4 separate regions of the Homo sapiens genome follow, and all the other regions are linked to region 1. A link is a loop called in an ENCODE intact Hi-C map of the cell type or tissue named here. Cell type or tissue: PC-9. All regions are shown on one strand. Region 1 overlaps ST3GAL3 (ST3 beta-galactoside alpha-2,3-sialyltransferase 3). Region 2 holds the start of ARTN (artemin). Region 3 overlaps ST3GAL3 (ST3 beta-galactoside alpha-2,3-sialyltransferase 3). Region 4 overlaps ST3GAL3 (ST3 beta-galactoside alpha-2,3-sialyltransferase 3).

Region 1 (5,000 bases):
AATGTCCCTCCGGGAGCTGGACAGCTTCAGCAGTTCATTTCCTGTTGTTGGGGGTTTTGGGAGCCTGGGAATTCTTGTAAGATTTAATAGTCACAAGCCATTGCAGGCTGGGCTTGGAGTTTATTTGGCTATATATTTCCTTCAAAATTTAAGTAGCTAACTGTAAAAAGATTTTTTTTTTTTTAGATAATTGTGGAAATATGAATGTAGTTTGAGCATTTGATGAAATTAAGAAATTTACCTTGTGTTAATGATATTGTGGTCGTGTAAAGAAATGTCTTTGTGTTTTATAATGTCCAGAAGGATGTATTTAGATATGAAATGACATGGTGTCAGGGACTTGTTTTATAATAATGCAGCCAAAAAAGAGAGAAGGAGAAAGAAAAGGGGGCAAGGGAAGGAAGGAAAAAACAAAGGAAGAAAGGAAGTCAGAAGTAAAATGTTTTAATTGTTGAATCTGTAGGATGGGGTTCATTATACTATTCTCTCTACTTGTGGTTAAAAACTTTCATTAAAAAAAAGTCAGGCTGGGCCGGGCGCGGTGGCTCATGCCTGTAATCCCAGCACTTTGGGAGGCCAAGGTGGGCGGATCACGAGGTCAGGAGATCGAGACCATCCTGGCTAACACAGTGAAACCCAGTCTCTACTAAAAATACAAAAAAATTAGCCGGGCATGGTGGTGGGCGCCTGTAGTCCCAGCTACTCGGGAGGCTGGGGCAGGAGAATAGCGTGAACCCAGGAGGCGGAGCTTGCAGTGAGCCAAGATGGCACCACTGCACTCCAGCCTGGGCAACAGAGCGACACTCTGTCTCAAAAAAAAAAAAAAAAAAAAAAAAAAAAATTCAGGCTGGGCTTGGTGGCTCATACCTGCAATCCCAGCACTTTGGGAGGCCAAGGCAGGAGGTTCACTTGAGCCCAGAAGTTTGAGACCAGACTGGGGAACATAGTGAGACCTCGTCTCTACCGAAAATAAAAATGAAAAATCAGTCGGATGTGGTGGCACGTGCCTATAGTCCCAGCCACTTGGGAGGCTAAGGCAGGAGGATCGCTTGAACCCAGGAGATTGAGGCTCCAGTGAGCCACTGTACTCCAGCCTTAGCAACAGAGCAAGACCCTGTCTCATTAAAAAAAAAAAAAAAAGAAAGAAAAACCAAAAAGTCAAACCAAACCTTTACACAGGTATGTAACCATATCTGTGAAGGTATCAGAGACTTATTTAGTCTCTGATGTTTTACTTATTGGCCTTTGTGCTCTATCCTTCCCTCTAGCCCTTAAATTAATGCATGGCTACTTGGCGAGTAGTCCAGGGTGGGAGACAATACTTTTAATCTTCCCCTTTGAGTTCACTCCAGTTGCCTGGCAAAGAATTCAACTATAGGTTGAAAAGTGTTGGGGGCCACAGTTTTATCTCCTGTGAAGGTTGTTGCTTGGCGGCATCCCCTTAAAACTGCTTCCATTGAGGATATAAACGCTACCATTTATAACAAGAGGACGGGGAAGTTGTCTGTGTGTATCTCCATAGTTATACATACATAAGCATATATATTATATATAGGTTTGCATACATATGCATAAAATAACTGGAAGCATAAAACCCAGAAATAATAACTTTGGTTTCTTTCTGGGAAGAAAACTGATAGCTGGAAGATAAGAGTGGGTGAGACTGCTGGGGAGAGAGGAGATAGGATGAAAGGGGACCAAAAACCAAGTCCTGGGGAAATGATAACCAAGGAGGGGTAAGCAGGAGGAAGGGCACAATGGGAAGAAGCCTGAGAAGGAGCAGCCAGACAGATAGGAGGGAAAACCAACAGAAGAAAAAGTTTCAAGAAGTCGTGCAAAGGCATGTATGTGCCCTTGCCCTTGGACCCAGCATTTCCACTTCTAGGAATTCCCCTACTGGGATTCTTGCACACTTGCAAAATGATATATGCACAAGGTTACCCATCGCAGCACTTTGTTTATTTGCAGCATTGTTTTTAATAGCAAAAATTTGGAAGCAATTAGAATGTTTACCAGTAGAGAACAAGTTAATTAAATCATGGTTCCCCCATCCGGTGAGTACTCTGCACCTGAAGATGAGGAGGCTCTGTATACACTAATATGAAAAGATTTCTGAAATATACTGTTAGGTGTAAAAAAGCAAGGATGGGGAGTTTTCTTTGGGGCTTATAATGTTTTAAACTTTTATCATTGTTGTAAATGGATGTAGCTGGTTGTTATATTCCTTACAATTACGAGATACTGGGTTCTTGGGTTTGTTTTTCTATGAGTTCTAGTATTCTGTTATTCTTTCTAACTTTCTTATTATGAGCAATAGTTGGCATGGAGGAGTGGCGGATCAAATTTTTAGGTTATTAAATAGGCTCCATTTCAAGCCAATCAGCGTTGCCTTCTGCTGTTTTGTGCCTGGCTGCCAAGTGCCTTTATATGGTGTTTCAGCTTTTTAATGGAGCTTTGATATGTAGCAGTCACCCTGAGCCACAAGAGGGCAGAAGAACCTTTTGATTGCCACAGGACAGATTAGCGCTGGAATGACTTCTGGCAAAATCCTGCATGGAGTAGTTCTTCAACTCACTTACTAGACCGTGGGCATCCAAAGGCAGGCCAGTGTCTAAGCCATCAGAGGAGGCAATGGAGGGGTGAGAGGAGAGAGTGTGTGTTTTGGAATCCTCTATATCTGCCTTATGTTCCAGGCTCCCCTGCAAATTACTTAGTGAACTATACTCCTTACAGTGTTAACCTCTCTCAGAGCTTGAATATGCAAGACAGTAGAGGCATTACAACATAGTGGAACATAAGAGTTGAGGCTTTGGAATCCACCCCACCTAACGTTGAGTCCTGGCTATGTGACTTTGGGTCATTTCTTAACTGTCATTTATTCAATGAGATAGTGTGTGTAGAGCTCTTAGCACTGTGTTGTGAACACTCAGAAAGTAACTGCTATAATTACAATAGTACAAGGTATCAGCACAGATGAATAATATTAATAGATCCTTAATAACTTTTATGTAGCTCTGTTATGTATTTAATAATTTATTTGGTTATAAGCAAGGAGGTAATATTTTCCTTAAGACAATTTCAGAGCTCCTTTTCTCAGAGGGGCCCTCAAAATGTCTGTGGTATTTCTTACTTTCTTATAAACAGTCTTTTAATAGTATAGTACATTCTGAATTTTTGCAGAGTCTCAATTTTAAAGGTTCCATCCCACTGTGATTTTGTGTATTTTTGATTGGAAAATATAGTATTTGGGCTATATAATGAGGTAGAGTCGCGCAACACAATATTGCATCGGGATATAGTACCTGTCTCAGGCCGAGATCCAGGGGAAGCAAACTCTGAGATAAAGATTAGGGTGTGAAAAGCTTATTAGGGAGTGGTTATGGAATCAATACTCCTGGAAGGAAAAGAAAGGAAATGAGGAAGAAGGGAAAAGAAAAGGGAAAGATGTGGAGATTGTATAGGGGGAAAAATCGGGCCGTGATTCAGTCTCAGTAAAAGGCCTCAGCCCACCCCATGGGGACTAGGGCTCAGATAATCCATGTTTTCTAAGCCATAGAGTGAGAGAGCTGTGCCTTTACAGCTCCTCCTGACCCGTCATTGGACGAGGGCTGCCCCAGGAAGGGGCATGGCCGTGGGCCAGGCAGCGCTCTTCAGCAGATGCATTCCCTGAAGAGGGCTGACAGTTGAGGCCTTTCTGTCCTTCACCATCCCAGCAGCTGGGGAATAAGCCCTTTAGTTACTGAGTGGCCTCTACAGCTTCCACCATAGTGCCCAAAGGGCTCTCCTGAAAGGGCTGGTAGAGTAATAGAAGACAGCTTTAGACAGAATTGCTTTGAAGCAATACTTAAGAATACTTGTTATTTTTAACTTTAAGAATAAAAATAAAAATAATTTCATTTTTCATTTATCATTTTAGTGTCAGGGTGAACTCTAGTGTAACCAACTACCCCCAAATTTCAGTGGTTTTAACACAATAAAGGTTATTTCTCTCCTGTCACAATCTGGTGCAGTTCTATATTGGTGGGGAGGAATTCTGCTCTACCTAATTCATTTAGGGCCACAGACTTCATCTAGTGACTCCCCCAGGCCCTAGGGCCTGGAGTCCTTCACTGGATTCTCTAAACCAGCTCCCAGAGGAGAAATGGACAGGAACATGGAGAACTGTGCAGGTCTCAGTGAAGAGACCTCTCTCTTCAAGCTTCTCTCTTCAAGCACAGAGAAGTTCATGTGCTTCCCTGCAGCGCACGTTCCACAGATCAGTACTCAGTCGTGTGGTCCCACCTAACTGAGAGGAGGCCACGTAGCCCTCACAGCTACACTGTGATGTTGCTCATACCTGTGTGGTGGCTCCATTTCATCACTATTGGTGAATCAAAGACACTTCTAAAACTGTATGTTTTAGGTTCCCCACACTTAAAATACTTAAATTGCCACCATCATAGTATCATAGTTTTACTTACCTGGGGACATTTTAAAAGGCTGAGGAAAGCTAAACTTTATCAGAGAGAAGGAAAAGAAGGGAGGAATACAGAGCTGAGAATTTAAGGATTCCTTGCTCTGGAAAGGCAAAAAAGGGTAAAACAATTTCATGTGCATGTGTGTGTCTGTGTGTGTCTGTGTGTGTGTGTGTGTGTGTGTGTGTGTGTGCGCGCGCGCGCGCGCGTCCGCGCGTCCGCGTGCGCTTTTTTTTTAGTGGTATAGGAGAAGATTGAGAAGCTTCTGATCCTGCCATGTAGCTGTAAAAACAAGCTCCTCTTTCCCTCAGCCATAACAGGATTGATGTCTTTCACATGGTAACAATGGAGATAGATGTGTGCTGCAGGGAAGCACATGAGCTTCTCTGTGCTTGAAGAAAGAAGCTTGAAGAGACAGGTCTCTTCACTGAGACCAGCACCATTATTCATGTTCCTATTTCTCCTCTAAGAGCTGGAATAAAAAATCCAGTGGAGGAAATTACAAGGAAATAGTCATTCAAATAGCCCTGACAGCTCCTTGCCCGG
Region 2 (5,000 bases), 170 kb after region 1:
CAGATTGGGGCCTGGCAGCCCCACGCTCCCCTCATGCCCTGCATCAGACCTCATCCTCTTTCCACAGCAGCCTCCACCTTTCTCTCCAACCCCATCCTCTTTACTACAGCCAGAGTCATCCACAAAAAATGCCTGTCTGATTACACCATTCTGCTCAAAACCCTCCCATGGTCCCCAGTGTTAGGATCTTTCCATCCATGTTACTCACCCAGCCCTCAACCCACCTGCCAAATTGCCATAATTAGGCATCTGAAATGCTGCCCTCCAGCTACCTACTTCAAGACTCAGCTCAGATGTTCCTCCTCTGTGACCCCTGCCTTCAGCCCTCAGTACCCACTTCTGCCAACACTGCCCCTGCTGTGCCCCAGTGACTCCCGTGTTTGCAAGTGTGTCCGTACTCCAAGCCCTAAGCAGCACAGGAGGTGAGCTGTGGGGAGACTAGAGCAGAGTCAGATCCTGAAAGCTGCGCAGAGGCTAAGCAACCCAACAAGGCAGGTGAACTGGCCGCTGAGAGAAGAATCGGGTGGAGCAGAGAGCAGCTGCTGCAGGGCAGACAGCCGGACCCCCAAATCTGCACGTACCAGCAGTCAGCCGCCCCACGCAGGGACCGGCTTACCCCTCGCTCCCCGCCCTCACTCACTTTCTCCCGCCCTCGGCCCGGCCTCCCAGCTCTCTACTTCGCGAGTCTACAAACTCAACTCCCGGTTTCCGTGCCTCTCCACCGCTCGAGTTCTCTACTCTCCATATCCGAGGGGCCCCTCCCAGCATCTACCCCCCTCCCAACCTCGGGGGACCTAGCCAAGCTAGGGGGGACTGGATCCGACGGGTGGAGCAGCCAGGTGAGCCCCGAAAGGTGGGGCGGGGCAGGGGCGCTCCCAGCCCCACCCCGGGATCTGGTGACGCTGGGGCTGGAATTTGACACCGGACGGCTGCGGCGGCGGGCAGGAGGCTGCTGAGGGATGGAGTTGGGCCCGGCCCCCAGACAAGGCCCGGGGGCTCCGCCAGCAGCAGGTCCCTCGGGCCCCAGCCCTCGCTGCCACCCGGGCCTGGAGCCCCACACCCGAGGTAAGCCAGCCCACTTGCCTGTTTCTGGTCCCAGCCCTGGATGGACGCTCTTGGGCTGGGGGAGAGGACAGGACCACCCCCCTCCTCTCCTTTCTTGCATCCTCCCTCTCTTGGGCCCTCGGCACAGTTCTCCGCCCCTCCCAGCCCCTCAGTCCCTCTTGTCGCTTGTTGGACTGTGCTGGCCTTGCCGGCCCACTGTAATGTGAGGCTCCCGCTGCCGCTACAGGGTGCAGACTGGCTGCCAAGGCCACACTTTTGGCTAAAAGAGGCACTGCCAGGTGTACAGTCCTGGGCATGCGCTGTTTGAGCTTCGGGGGAGAGCCCAGCACTGGTCCCCGGAAAGGTGCCTAGAAGAACAAGGTGCAGGACCCCGTGGTGAGTAGCGGGCTGGTGGATGGGGAGGCAAGGGCCAGAGAACCAAATGGCCCTAGACCACAAGGAGGTAGGAGGCAGGGCCTGAGCTGCCCTCAAGAGACCTGCTCCCGGGCTCCCCCTAGCGCAGAGGGCTCCTAAGGCTGCCCTGCCTGCCTTTCCCTCCATCACGGACAACAGTCACTGGCCTGGCTCGGAGGCCTTGATTCCACTTAGCCAAGAGGCACACACCAGGACCTGGAGGACAACCCCGGGAAGGCCTGGGGGTCTGTTCCACAGGTGTGCAGGCATTCTGTGTGCTAAAGGATGGGGATGAGGGTGGTAGCTGGGACCCAAGAGGAGGCTGGCTAATGAGGACTTACGAAGGCTCTAGGGCCCCAAAAGGGTGTTTGGGAGTGCTAGCAGTGGGAGCTCAGGAAGGCTGGCTGGGATCAGGAACGATGGCTCAAGGGGGAAACTTCTAGGAGCATGACTAGGCTGCCAGATCCATAGGAGGCTGGGAGGGGGACAGACCTAGACCAGCTCCCAGGGTGGCTCAGCTCTCAGAGACCAGGCTGGTATGGAAGCCTAGCTGGCCCTCCTGGGAGTGGCTCAGGCCTGAGTGTAGCTGAGGGGATGGAAAAGCCCACCCTGCTTGGAATCTGCAGGCTTGGCAGACTCTGCCCCCTTGTGGCCACAGGAAGCCATGACCCAGGCCCCATGTTTTCAGAGGGCCCATTAGCTCCCACCATCCCCCGGCTCTGTGGTCATCGAGGGACACCTATAGTCAGAGGAGAGAACTCAGGTGGCTCTGGGTCCAGAACACAGTTCACAGAGGGGCGAGGTGAAGCAGCTCTGGGTGGGCAGCACAGGCTGAGGCTTGGGGCTCACTATCATTAGATAACTCTTAGAGTGACCAGCTAGCACCCTAATTCTTCTCCAGCCCTCAGCTTCCTCTCCGGCAGCCTGGGGTGAAGGCCTCTGTAGGACCAAGTGTGTCCAGCTATAACTCCTTCCAGCCACTTCTGGCATCTCCAGACCTACAACGCAGAGCAGGAAGGTTCTGGGAAAAGAGGACCCCTCTCTCCCCTCCAGCTGTGTGACCTTGTAACCTTAGACAACCTCTGAGCTTCTCTGAGCCTTGTTTGCTCATCTGGAAAAAGGGGATTAAACCATTTACCTCATGGAGTTGTGAAAGAATAGCTGCAAAGCACCTAACACATAGTAAGGTTCCCAGTGCAGCTACTTCTGCTGGGTTGAGTCTAGCTGTGTAGGCCCCTTGTTCCTCACCTGGAGAAACTGGGGTGGCAGGCCGGTCCCCCACAAAAGATAACTCATCTCTTAATTTGCAAGCTGCCTCAACAGGAGGGTGGGGGAACAGCTCAACAATGGCTGATGGGCGCTCCTGGTGTTGATAGAGATGGAACTTGGACTTGGAGGCCTCTCCACGCTGTCCCACTGCCCCTGGCCTAGGCAGCAGGTGAGTGGTTCTCCCAGTGACTCCTACCTGGTACTGAGGAAAGGCGGCTTGACTGGTGAGGGAGAGCAGGGCTTGGCTTGGGCAGCGGTTAGGTGTGGGAGGGAAAATGGTCAGGGAGGGACCAGGTGAATGGGAGGAGGAGCGGGACTTCTCTGAATGGTCGGTGCACTCAGGTGATTCCTCCCCTGGGCTCCCAGAGGCAGCAAACCCATTATACTGGAACCTAGGCCCTTCCTGAGTTTCCCCTCCACACAGCTAGGAGCCCATGCCCGGCCTGATCTCAGCCCGAGGACAGCCCCTCCTTGAGGTCCTTCCTCCCCAAGCCCACCTGGGTGCCCTCTTTCTCCCTGAGGCTCCACTTGGTCTCTCCGCGCAGCCTGCCCTGTGGCCCACCCTGGCCGCTCTGGCTCTGCTGAGCAGCGTCGCAGAGGCCTCCCTGGGCTCCGCGCCCCGCAGCCCTGCCCCCCGCGAAGGCCCCCCGCCTGTCCTGGCGTCCCCCGCCGGCCACCTGCCGGGTAGGTGAGAGGGCGAGGGGGCGGGGCGGGGCTGGCCCGGGACACCGCGCGTGACTGGGTCTCATTCCAGGGGGACGCACGGCCCGCTGGTGCAGTGGAAGAGCCCGGCGGCCGCCGCCGCAGCCTTCTCGGCCCGCGCCCCCGCCGCCTGCACCCCCATCTGCTCTTCCCCGCGGGGGCCGCGCGGCGCGGGCTGGGGGCCCGGGCAGCCGCGCTCGGGCAGCGGGGGCGCGGGGCTGCCGCCTGCGCTCGCAGCTGGTGCCGGTGCGCGCGCTCGGCCTGGGCCACCGCTCCGACGAGCTGGTGCGTTTCCGCTTCTGCAGCGGCTCCTGCCGCCGCGCGCGCTCTCCACACGACCTCAGCCTGGCCAGCCTACTGGGCGCCGGGGCCCTGCGACCGCCCCCGGGCTCCCGGCCCGTCAGCCAGCCCTGCTGCCGACCCACGCGCTACGAAGCGGTCTCCTTCATGGACGTCAACAGCACCTGGAGAACCGTGGACCGCCTCTCCGCCACCGCCTGCGGCTGCCTGGGCTGAGGGCTCGCTCCAGGGCTTTGCAGACTGGACCCTTACCGGTGGCTCTTCCTGCCTGGGACCCTCCCGCAGAGTCCCACTAGCCAGCGGCCTCAGCCAGGGACGAAGGCCTCAAAGCTGAGAGGCCCCTGCCGGTGGGTGATGGATATCATCCCCGAACAGGTGAAGGGACAACTGACTAGCAGCCCCAGAGCCCTCACCCTGCGGATCCCAGCCTAAAAGACACCAGAGACCTCAGCTATGGAGCCCTTCGGACCCACTTCTCACAGACTCTGGCACTGGCCAGGCCTCGAACCTGGGACCCCTCCTCTGATGAACACTACAGTGGCTGAGGCATCAGCCCCCGCCCAGGCCCTGTAGGGACAGCATTTGAAGGACACATATTGCAGTTGCTTGGTTGAAAGTGCCTGTGCTGGAACTGGCCTGTACTCACTCATGGGAGCTGGCCCCTATTTATTATTTCTAAGTTATTTATTTACTTCTGTGGCTTGTCAGATCCTTTCCTGGGCAGCAGGGGGTTGGGAAGAAGAGGCTGGATGGAGATCATGCCTTGCTGATCGCACTCACACACCTCAGGCTGACTCAGCAATCACAGACCTGGCCTGGATCTTCGGCCCCCACCCAGCAGCTCCGGGATGGGAGGCATGGAACACAGGCAGGGGCAGGGCGGGCAGCAAGGGTGCAGTCACTAGTCCTGGCAGGCTGCTCACTTGGGCCTGGGCTTACCTCTGGGGAAAGAGACTACAGAGGCTTCTGTGGAGAAAGCCCTGTCTCTGTGACCTCTGGCATCTTTGTGGCCCCCGCTTAGTGGGTAAAGACACAGAGAAGCACCCATTGCCCCACCCCACTGTCATTGATCAGTGTCTTACCATCCAGGGAATTGTCTTGAGGGTGCCTTGTCAGATATACACATGCCTCTGCTTGCAGACAGGCCAGCATGGTTAACTCACTATCCACATTCCATGAAGCAGCCCAGGGCATGAGGGCATCTGAAAAAAACCGAGGGTTGGTAGAGGGTGCGGTGGGGTGCTGGCTCCGGTGAGCAAAGCACAGAGCTC
Region 3 (5,000 bases), 150 kb after region 1:
CAGTGTCTCCCTGTTTGCCGTCTGTTTCTCAGCCTCTCCATCCTGGCTTCCAAAGCCACTCTCACCTGGCAGTGACCTTCTGATTCTAAATCCAGCAGACTCAACCTCTGCCCTCCCTTTAAAGGAGCAGCTTGTCAGCAAGCATCCAGTGAGCATTTACTGTGTAGTGGGCACAGCGCTGGGTTCTAGGGATAGCCCCTGATTCTTAAAACTCATGGCCAAAAACCCGGGAAGCATCCTGATTCCACCATTGCCTTTGCCTTCCATATTCGACTCTTCAGTCTCCAGATCTTTCATTCTCCCTTCTAAATCTGTCTGGCTTGGATTATTTCAGCAGCTTTCTGTCTGTTTCCCTGCCTCCAGTCAGGTCTCTCTCCAATCCCTTCTCTATGTCTGTATTCTAAAGAATCCTCCTAAAGTGACCAGGTGCTTCATTCCCCTGCTTTGGATCCCCATTTCCTAGATGCAGTGGTTCTCAAAGTTCCTTCTCATACCAGCAGCACCAGTATCACCTGGCAACTTATCAGATGTACATTTTTCAGTGGGGGCCTCACCTTAGAGCTTCTGAATGAGAAACTCTGGTTGGGCCCAGCGTTCTCTTTTAATAAGCCCTCTGGATGATTTGCGCAGGCTCAAGCTCAAGAACCAATGGCCTGCAGGATAAAACTTCAATTCCACAGCACAGAACTCCATGATCTGGCCCCTTCCAAGCCTTCCCTTCTCCTTGCCACTCTTTTTTTTTTTTTTTTGAAATGGAGTTTGCTCTGTCACCCAGACAGGAGTGCAGTGGCACAATCTCAGCTCGCTGAAACCTCCGCCACCCCCTCCAGGTTCAAGTGATTCTCCTGCCTCCGCCTCCCAAGTAGCTGAGATTACAGGTGCCTGCCACCACGCCTGGCTAATTTTTATATTTTTAGTAGAGATGGGGTTTCGCCATGTTGGCCAGGCTGCTCTCAAACTCCTGACCTCAGGTGATCTGCCTGCCTCAGCCTCCCAAAGTGCTGGAATTACAGGTGTGAGCCACTGCGCCCGGCCCTTGCCACTCTTTAGCACCCGCCATGTACTCTCCACTCTGGCTATATGGACCTATGGATCCTATTTCACGCCTCTATGTTCTACCTGTTTCCCTACCCATGGATGTATGAGATGCTCCTCTTCTTATAAGCCTCAGGAGGGCAGCAGCTGTCTTGTTGATCTCTGTAAGCCCATCACCTCCAGCAGTGAGGCATAGTTGGTATACATAAGTAAATAAGCAGATGTGGAAACTGAGGCCCAGAGTGCAACAGTACCTTCGAGGAGAGTCAGGATTCTAACTCCAAACTCCTGCCTCTCAGTCAGGCTCTTTCCTCTCAACTAGGCTACCTCCTTTCATTGCCCTGGAAGGTCTTTCTTTTAGGTTCAGACCCTTGCATCCTTTTGCTCTCTTCTTGCCTCTCCAGGGCATCTCTTTCCTCTTAGCCATGTTTGATCTTCTTTATGCAGTTCCAAGATCATTCTCCTTGATAAAGAAATGAGAACTGAACAGTCCCTGGCGCTCTGCCTTTCAGTTGCCTGTTGGCATCACACGGACCGCCCCAAGCCGGCTCTTCTTTTTGTTCATCGCTTTTTTCCAAATATAGCTTTCAAAAAGTTTTCTGACCCTCTCCTCATAGCACACATCAAAATAAATCCCAAACGGACTAAAAAGCGAAATATAAAAATACAACCAAAGGGAATTTTAAAGTAAGGATAGAAATCAAATCCCTGGAGGGAAAGAACTTTCAAGACACAAGTGCTAGAAGAAATCAAATTTGATAACATATTAGAATTTCAAGTTAACACAAAAAGACTGCCGCACAACCTTGAAAAACATATTTAGAACATATGGCAGGCAAAGGGTTATTATGAGAGTTAACAAGAAAGCCATTAGAATCCCAGCAGATAATGGACAGGAAACTGAACAGATCACACAGAAAGAAAGATAACTAGTAAACAACAGAAATAGGTTTAACCTTCCTAGCAGTCAGAGAAATTAATGTGAAGGAAACAGGGTGCCATTTATCACCTACCATGTTTTCAAATAATGTGTTAAATTATCCTACATGATGCTGCCAAGAGTGCAGTGACAGTTGTATCAAAGGCTACTGGTCGGAGTAAACAAATAGGGACCAGTTTTTTGGAAAGGAAATGGAACTTGGTACCGAGAGCCATCACCCAGAGGAAGGAAAAGTCTGTGCACAAAGATTTTTATTGTAGTGTTACTTTATATTTTGTAGTGTTGTTTGTAATAGCCAAACCCAAATATTACCTAAGGGGTTTTTTTATGTGAGTTATGGTCTCACTACATGATGGAGTATAAAGCAGTAGCACAGCAGTCCTGCCGAGGGTGTGGGCACCTGGACCAGCCAGCACAGCTGCTATCCCCAAACCTTCAGTGCAGGCAGGATTGGCAGGTAAAGCACTGGCCTCAGTGTTAGGAACTGAAGACAAATCTCATCTTCTGCCACAATTCACATCTTTGAGTTTCATTTTCCTCATCTATAAAATGGAAATCATGAAAGCTTCCCTGCATAGCTACCTGTTATTCTGCTATAAGAACTAGTAGGACAATGCACAGGACAACAGTGACACACTGTGCTCATCTGCAATGACAGTCACCTTCTGAGAAGTGAGAATGGGCACAAGAAATATTGCCTGCCCACTGGGCAGAAACCCAGACCACAGGATAAGGAGTGAGAGTGTTGGCGAGAGCAACAGGGCCTGGGCCTAAGGGTACAGATGCCACCTGATCAGGAGGGTCCTGCCACCTTGTTTCTTGGCCTTCAGGATACAGATGAACCTGCATGTTTTGGGCATAGAGAACAACATTGGCAAAGAGCATGGTGTATTTAGTGAATTAAAAATAATTCAGTATAACCGGGGTGTGGCATGGGCATGGTACTGCCCTTTGACCTGAGAGAGGCATCTGCCCTGGGCCCCACTGTGGTCCTCCTCTGGCCACAACCTTTGCCGTGGAGTGAAGAGGAATATGCAGAGCCAAGAGGGATGTGCCCACCCCAGGTCCATCTGCCTTGAGAGACCACTATCAGGTAATGGAGACCTCAGAATTTCTTGCCCTAAAAGTGAGAAGTCCAAGTCCACTTCCATCTTCTTGAGGGCAGAATGTAACTCTCTGTGCGTACCCTAAGCCCAAGGAGGGTATTTGCAGAGGCTGTGAGCAGAGCTTGGATGTGTGGAGTGAGGAGGAGTCTACACACATGCACAGACTTCTTTTTTTTTTTTTTGAGACAGGGTCTTACTCCGTTGCCCAGGCTGGAGTGTAGTGGCACGATCTCAGCTCATTGCAGCCTTGACCTCCCTGGGCTCTGGTAATCCTCCCACCTCAGTCTCCCTAGTAACTGGGGCTATAGGTGCACACCCACCACACCTGACTAATATTTCTTTTTCTTTTTTTTTTTTTTTTGTAGAGATGGGGTTTTGCACAAGGCTTCTTATGGTATGGGATGGGACCGGGGTGGGAGGTGGGCCAGACCACCATGGTCCAGCACAACAGATCTCCAGGGTCAGGATTCCAAATTCAAACCTGTCCTTCTAGGACATTTTTCAAGGAAGGATATATATAGATATAGATACATCTATAGATATAGATATCTATAGACATATCTGTAGCTATAGATATCTATAGACATATCTGTAGCTATAGATATCTATAGATATATCTGTAGCTATAGATATCTACAGATATATCTATAGATATCTATATCTATAGATATATCTGTAGCTATAGATATCTATAGATATAGATATAGATATGGATTTTTTTTTTTTTTTAGACAAGGTCTGGCTATGTCACCCAGGCTGGAGTGCAGTGGTGCGATCTTGGCTCACTGCAGCCTCTGCCTTCTGGGGCCCTGCCATCCTCCCACCTCAGGCTCCCAAGTAGCTGGGGGCTACAGGTGCACCCCACCATGACTGGCTAATTTTTGTATTTTTTCGTAGAGACGGGTTTTCACCATATTGCCCAGGCTGGTCTCAAACTCGTCAGTTCAAGTGATCTGCCCACCTCAGCCTCGCACGGTGCTAGAATATATTTAACAGCTTGATAGCTTGCCTCATAACTTTCAGATATTTAGAATTAAATTTTAGACACGTGATATGTGTGTAATACGTCCATTTGTAATTTTGTCCTTGGCCCAACAATGTTAGGGGTTGAACCTACATGGATATGGTGGCAGTGGCTGGAGATGAGGCTAGGTGAGCAGGGGACAGATGGTGAAGGGTCTTAAAAGCCAAAGTCTCATCAAGGAGCCTGGACCTTATCCTGAGGACCAATAATAGCAGAAGCTAACAAGAGCTGACTTTGTGCCAAACATATTATATGCATGACTTCAAACTGTCATAACACAAAAACACTATAAAGGAGAGCTAGTATTACTGCCCTTATTTTATAGGAGAGGATGATGAGACTTAGAAGAGTAAAGAACTTGCTTAGGGGTACAGAGTTAGAGTAGTTGGGGGTGTGAGGGTTCACAATCAGACCTGCACTCTTAATTGTCAACACAAGCTGTTGCAGTGGGCAGTGGAAAGCCACTGAAGATTTTAAGCCTGAGAATGTCGAGATCAGATTTGTGCAGGGATGTGAATAAACTGAAGGGAAAGCAAGAGGGAGTCAGAGAGAGCTGATGGCTGTTAGAGTCACCCCAGGAGAGTTGGTGGTCCGTCCTAAGGCAGTAGCAGCAGGGAGCATAGGCGTGGACACATCTGCCTACTCTTGCTGTGAAAGCCTACCATGGTTAATCTCTATTCCCAGACCTGTGAGCACACCAGGAAACATTCTCTCAGGAGCCTGGTGGGGAAAGTGCTTTCTTCCCAGATGTTTTCCCCATTGCTCCTGGATGTTCTGACAAGAGCAGAACAGGTTGCATCAGCAGGAGTCTGGCAGCTTCACACAGGGGAGCTGGGTCCAGACTTGACTGAGGCAGGGACATTCCTGAAGGAGGAGGGATTTGACAAGGAATGCA
Region 4 (5,000 bases), 95 kb after region 1:
ACATAAAAACATTACAGAACATAGGCCACTTTACACAATGAAACGGGCATTAATAACATACACATTTTATTGCCTAGCATAAACAGGTATACTAACGACAGGCATGAACAGGTTACTAATGACAGTCACATGGATATAACAGGAACAGGCAAACTGTTCATAAAGAAATAGGTACAAAGGGAAACGTATAAACACATTTCACTATAGTTGATAATTGTGTACACCCAGGTTTACAACTGCGGTCATCTGAAATACTGTGACAGACATCTGAAATACCATGACTGATCTCGTCACATTCTTTTATCAAGATCAGTCAAAAGCCACAGTGGGTCACTACTGCATATGCAGTTGTCCAAAGAGCCAAGATCTTAAGAAATTTTATCTTTCACAAATGCATGTATACAAAAAGGACATCTCTTATCAAGGAAGTTTCAGTGTTTTTACATACACACACAATCGTTACACATAAAGTCAATGTGATAATGCACTTTTATGGAGTCAAATTTGCAAAAACCCTTTACGACAACCCCGTGAAGTAAGTGTTGTTATACCCATTTTGTAGATGGGTAAGCTAACGACTTGCTCAAGGTCATAGTAGCACAGAGCCAGGAATCAAACCCACCAACCCCACCCTGTCCTGAATCGAGGCTCTGAACCATGGACCTAGAGGGGAATGCAGATTCCTTTTGTTTGGAGAATGTTTTAAATATTTTCAGTAGGTACCTGCTGTGTTGAAATCCTTGGGTACAGACCTTTCTGGGAAGAGCAGAGTGCTCTATAACTAAAGCTTCTCTGCAGAGTGTCTAAGAGTAGCCTGCATGGGCTAGACAACCTCAATGCCTGTCCATGACCTGGACTCCAGCTTACAGCTGGAAGAATTGCCATTTGTGTCCTCTCCTTTTCTCTGCCCACCAATTTTTTTTCATATATTCCTTAGCGTCAGGTGTTGGGACCTCCTCTGGGAACTAATCCATGTTCTGCTTTTAAATTAATTCCACATCTTGTCTGAGCTTACTGCCTCCTCCATTATTCAAGGAATTTAGCCTGCCAGTTCCCTATAATGGTATACCCCGTCTCTTTCCTCTTTGCTCTATCTTCCAATTCTCATAGGTGGAGCTGCGGTAGACATCCAGAAGTTGTGGGATTTTTTTTTTTTAGATCTCCTTCTCAGATGATTAGGGACCCACACTTGCTTGCAAAGGTGAATCCTGCAGACCTAGCTGGTTATAAATCCATCAGCTGTAGGAGAAGTTCTAGGCCTCAACCTGCTAACTGTTTCTGATGGTGTCAGAGTACATTGTTTCTCCTACCCCAGGACAGGACCTGAGGAGCTACATCTTATCCCTTTCTAACTTCTACTGGAAGGTGAATGACAGGCAAAGCCTTGGTAGAATGTCCCAGACAGGCAAAAGGCAGTTTGGAACCTGTTGTGTGCTATAGAATCAAAAGTGATATGAACTGGTCTGCCACAAGATTTTTGAGATACTGGAAATAAGGTTTTTGAAAACATTTATGGCAATTAGAGTAAGTTTATGTTGCTGAATCTAATAAATAAAAAATAGGCCTGGCACAGTGGCATGCACCTGTGGTCTCAGCTATTTGTTACCAAAAAAAACCCAAAAAAACCAAACTTTTAAAAATGGAGCTTATATTTTATATGTGTATTTCCCTCCTTCCTTCCTTCCTTCCTTCCTTCCTTCCCTCTTCCTTCCTTCCTTCCTTCCCTCCTCCTTCCCTCCCTCCCTCCCTTCCTTCCTTTCCTTCCTTCTTTCTTTCCTTCCTCCCTCCCTTCCTTCCTTCCTTCCTTCCTTCCTTCCTTCCTTCCTTCCTTCCTTCCTCGGAGTCTTGCTCTGTCGCCCAGGCTGGAGTGCAATGGTGTGATTTTGGCTCACTGCAACCTCCACCTCCCAGGTTTAAGAGATTCTCCTGTCTCAGCCTCCCAAGTAGCTAGGATTACAGGTGCCCGCCACTATGTCCAGCTAATTTTTGTATCTTTAGTAGAAGCGGGGTTTCACCATGATGGCCAGGCTGGTCTCGAACTCCTGACCTCAGGTGATCCACCTGCCTCAGCCTCCCAAAGTGCTGGGATTACAGGCGTGAGCCACCACGCCTGGCCTTATTTAACTTTTCTAGTGATTCATTTTTATTCTATTTTATAAAATCATCATTCTGTGACAAAATAGAAATTTAAAAAGCAAAACCAACCGATCCCTCTTCACAGATGGTTTGAGAAGTGTCGGACTACAGTGGAAAGAACAGGTTTTTGAAGTGAATAGGGCTGGGTTGCTCAACCTTTCTGAGCCTCACCTTCCTCATCTGTACCTATCTTCCCCAGAGCTAAGAGAAATGGTGCATGGAGACAAAAACATATCCAGGCATATGTGCTCCGCCAGAGGTGAAGACAGAGGATTGTGGGGACACAGAGAAGGCCCTTCAGCTGGAGGAGTGATGAGAGATTGACTGGGGAGACGTCCTGGTGAAGTCTGATGCCTGAACTATGCTGGGAAAGGTGGGGCTTCGGCAGCAAGACCAGACACACTGGTGGGGGCAGCTTCCTCCTTTGCAGACCAGTTCCAGGCTCCAGCCTAGGAGCAGGAACTGTAGGGATGCTTAGAAGCACAGTCCCTGGTGAGAGCAGGCAGGCTGGCTGCATTCCTGTGGTATTTGAGGATTGATCTTGTCAGATTAGCAGCTTTGCTTTTTTTGGTTCAGGTACAAGATCCCCACGTGGGGAGTTCTTGCTGCTTGTGAAGAGCAAAAGCTGGTGAAAGCACAGAACATGATCCTGGCCCTCCTCCTGAGCTGTGTGAGGCTCCCAGCCAGGAGCAAGCAGCCCTGTGAGTTCCTCAGTGAGAGGGAGGGCCCAGGTCTGAGCTCCACCCACACAAGTCCCAGCGATGAGGCAGCAGCTCAGCAGAGAGCAAGATGCTGGCACCTTCAGGACTGTGTCCTGCTTTCCCTACTCTGTCTGCACCTGGGGAGACAGGTCACTCTCTGACTGGTCTCCCCAAATAAATAGCCAGAGCTAGAGGGGAGAAGGAGGGCTGAAGCCTTGCCTCCCCACTGTGGAGGCAGGACATGAGTCTATGCCTGCCTGCCATGATGAGGGCCCTTGGCTCTGCCTTCTGCCCTGATGCAGGCAAAGAGTCCAGATCCAGGCAAATGAAGTGTCAGAGGGAAGCCACGGCCCTACTCAGGGAGCCTGAGTTCAGTGAATCTCTCAGGAGAGAGGTCTGGGCTGGAAGAAAACAAATTGCACGTAGGTCCATACACAGCCCCCAGAGTGTGGATGAGATTGTCCAGGGTGATGTGGCGAGTATTGGGCCACGTGGCCTCTGTTCTCAGGAGTTCCTGGTCAGGGAAACACACACCTGACAGTTGGCAGCATCACGAAAAAAGGCCTGTTGACAGCTGGCCCTGTGACATCTTTGTGGCCCTTGTGTTGGGATAGACCCATCCTCTCTCCCTCGGTTTCAAGGGCTTAGTATGCGGAAGTTTCCTACACTGGACAACTTCCGAACATAGTTTGAAAACAGAAGATTGGGGCTGGGCACGGTGGCGACCAGCCTGACCGACATGGAGAAACCCCATCTCTACCAAAAATACAAAATTAGCCTGGTGTGGTGGTGCATGCCTGTAATCCCAGCTACTCAGGAGGCTGAGGCAGGAGAATCGCTTGAACCTGGGAGGCGAAGGTTGCAGTGAGCCGAGATCACGCCATTGCACTCCAGCCTGGGCGACAGAGTGAGACTCCATCTCAAAAAAAAAAGAAAAAAAACCAGATGATTGGAAAAACAAAATGACACCTTTGGCTTTGCTGCTCAGCCCCTTCAGATAGTGTGTCTGGGCCACAGGCCAATTGCCAGTTGCGGAACTTGCTCTAAGAAGCAAATGCCCAAATGGAGCAAGTCCTCCAAATGGGGCAAGGCATGTGCTTGAGGCCTGAGCTCAGAAACCAGCTCTGATGAGGGCTGGCTCTGTACCTGCTGTCTCCACTGGCCTTGCTCCCATGTGTCCAAGGTGACTATGATCAGTGAGGTTCTGGCCAGGTTAAGGGCTGTCTCCACCACATTCCCCGTCTCCATCACCCATCCTCATGTGTACCTCAAGACCAGCAAGAGGGATTAAGGGCAGGACTCTGCCAGCTATATGTTCACCCTTAGGCCGCTTCTGACCATCTCAAACCCCCTGCCTCTGCTCCTGTGCCCTTCTCTTCCTGCCCTGTGGCTGTTGCACACACAGGGGTCCCTGATACCCAAGTCCCTTCCCCTGAAGGGCTTCTTTCTGCCCCTCCCTACCCCTGAGGGCGTATGCAAGGAGAATGACCACTGGTTGGATCAGGCCCCATGAGCCCATGTGGGCCTCCTGATGGAAAGAATCCTTCCTCCAAAGCAATGACCTTTTTAAACATGGTCAGCAGCTGCCTCTGGTTTAGCCAGTTCTGCCTGTAGCCTAGTCATTTTGGGGGCAAAATGAAGAAGAGTGCAAGAGGCAGTAGGGTAGAGCACAGCAAACCGTGACCCACACTCAAGGCTGTGGGGAAAGATAGCTCATCCAGGAGGCCTGGGCTCCTGACGCAGCCCTGTCTCCAGTGGGCCTGCTCCAGGAAAGTTGCTAACTCTCATAGAGATGCATTCCTTTGCTACCGCTCAGATTATTGAGAGGAAACACAGGGTTCAGAGACCCCAGCGTGGCCAAGGAAAGCTGTTGGCAAAGGCACAGCTGCATGTAGAGTGAGGTTCAGGAGCAAAGGGTGAGCCTTGCTCTATCCATCTCTGTTCCAGTCCTCATCAGGTACTCCACAGAGGAGCATTTGCTAAAGGAAGAAAGGTAGGACTGGCCATTTCTGCCATGCATCTGGATCCCAAGGGCCATCCTCCATGAGCAGCAGGTCTCTTCCTGTCTAGCCATGAGCCCCTTTCCCTAACCCCTGGAGTGCTAGATGCAGAAAGGGAGGGCAGTGGAGGGATGTAGGCTATGTGGGTTACAGTCACCATGTT

Evidence for each region. Hi-C counts contacts between places; a loop is a spot of excess contacts. Peaks named below come from ENCODE experiments on the same cell type or tissue, not always from the same donor. Only the 100,000 strongest peaks of a DNase experiment are listed, where the experiment ranks them.
Region 2: a loop joins it to region 1, with 17 times the contacts of the local background. A loop is called at or near these places in 108 of 110 quality-filtered maps.
Region 3: a loop joins it to region 1, with 10 times the contacts of the local background. A loop is called at or near these places in 4 of 110 quality-filtered maps.
Region 4: it touches region 1 in a loop (9-fold over the local background); 6 of 110 quality-filtered maps call a loop at or near these places.

The regions. Positions count from the first base shown.
Region 1 is chr1:43,761,139-43,766,138 of GRCh38, forward strand. The region is part of intron 2 of ST3GAL3 (ST3 beta-galactoside alpha-2,3-sialyltransferase 3); the gene reads left to right. Among named protein-coding and RNA genes, the nearest start is that of ST3GAL3-AS1, 36 kb to the left of the region's middle. RefSeq lists enhancers at 2,533-2,622, 2,653-2,712. In PC-9, CTCF peaks have their summits at 2,494 (motif pointing right) and 2,693; a DNase peak (open chromatin) is centred at 2,493; H3K27ac peaks cover 739 bases.
Region 2 is chr1:43,932,821-43,937,820 of GRCh38, forward strand. It overlaps ARTN (artemin), which reads left to right and starts at 981. Exons shown (of 5, transcript NM_057091.3): 1 at 981-1,065; 2 at 1,292-1,440; 3 at 2,770-2,896; 4 at 3,273-3,411; 5 at 3,482-4,420. The coding sequence starts at 2,837. The coding sequence ends at 3,945. RefSeq lists enhancers at 373-422, 2,512-3,106, 3,107-3,701 and silencers at 933-1,022, 1,573-1,622, 3,646-3,695, 3,816-4,005. In PC-9, CTCF peaks have their summits at 2,054 and 2,254; DNase peaks (open chromatin) are centred at 171, 911, 1,561 and 2,161; H3K4me3 peaks cover 2,618 bases; H3K27ac peaks cover 2,050 bases.
Region 3 is chr1:43,907,897-43,912,896 of GRCh38, forward strand. The region is part of intron 9 of ST3GAL3 (ST3 beta-galactoside alpha-2,3-sialyltransferase 3); the gene reads left to right. Among named protein-coding and RNA genes, the nearest start is that of ARTN, 23 kb to the right of the region's middle. In PC-9, no CTCF peak of the experiment used is centred here; no DNase peak of the experiment used is centred here.
Region 4 is chr1:43,855,800-43,860,799 of GRCh38, forward strand. All of the region lies in intron 5 of ST3GAL3 (ST3 beta-galactoside alpha-2,3-sialyltransferase 3), which reads left to right. Among named protein-coding and RNA genes, the nearest start is that of MIR6079, 20 kb to the left of the region's middle. RefSeq lists an enhancer at 2,321-2,939. In PC-9, no CTCF peak of the experiment used is centred here; a DNase peak (open chromatin) is centred at 2,692; H3K27ac peaks cover 1,362 bases.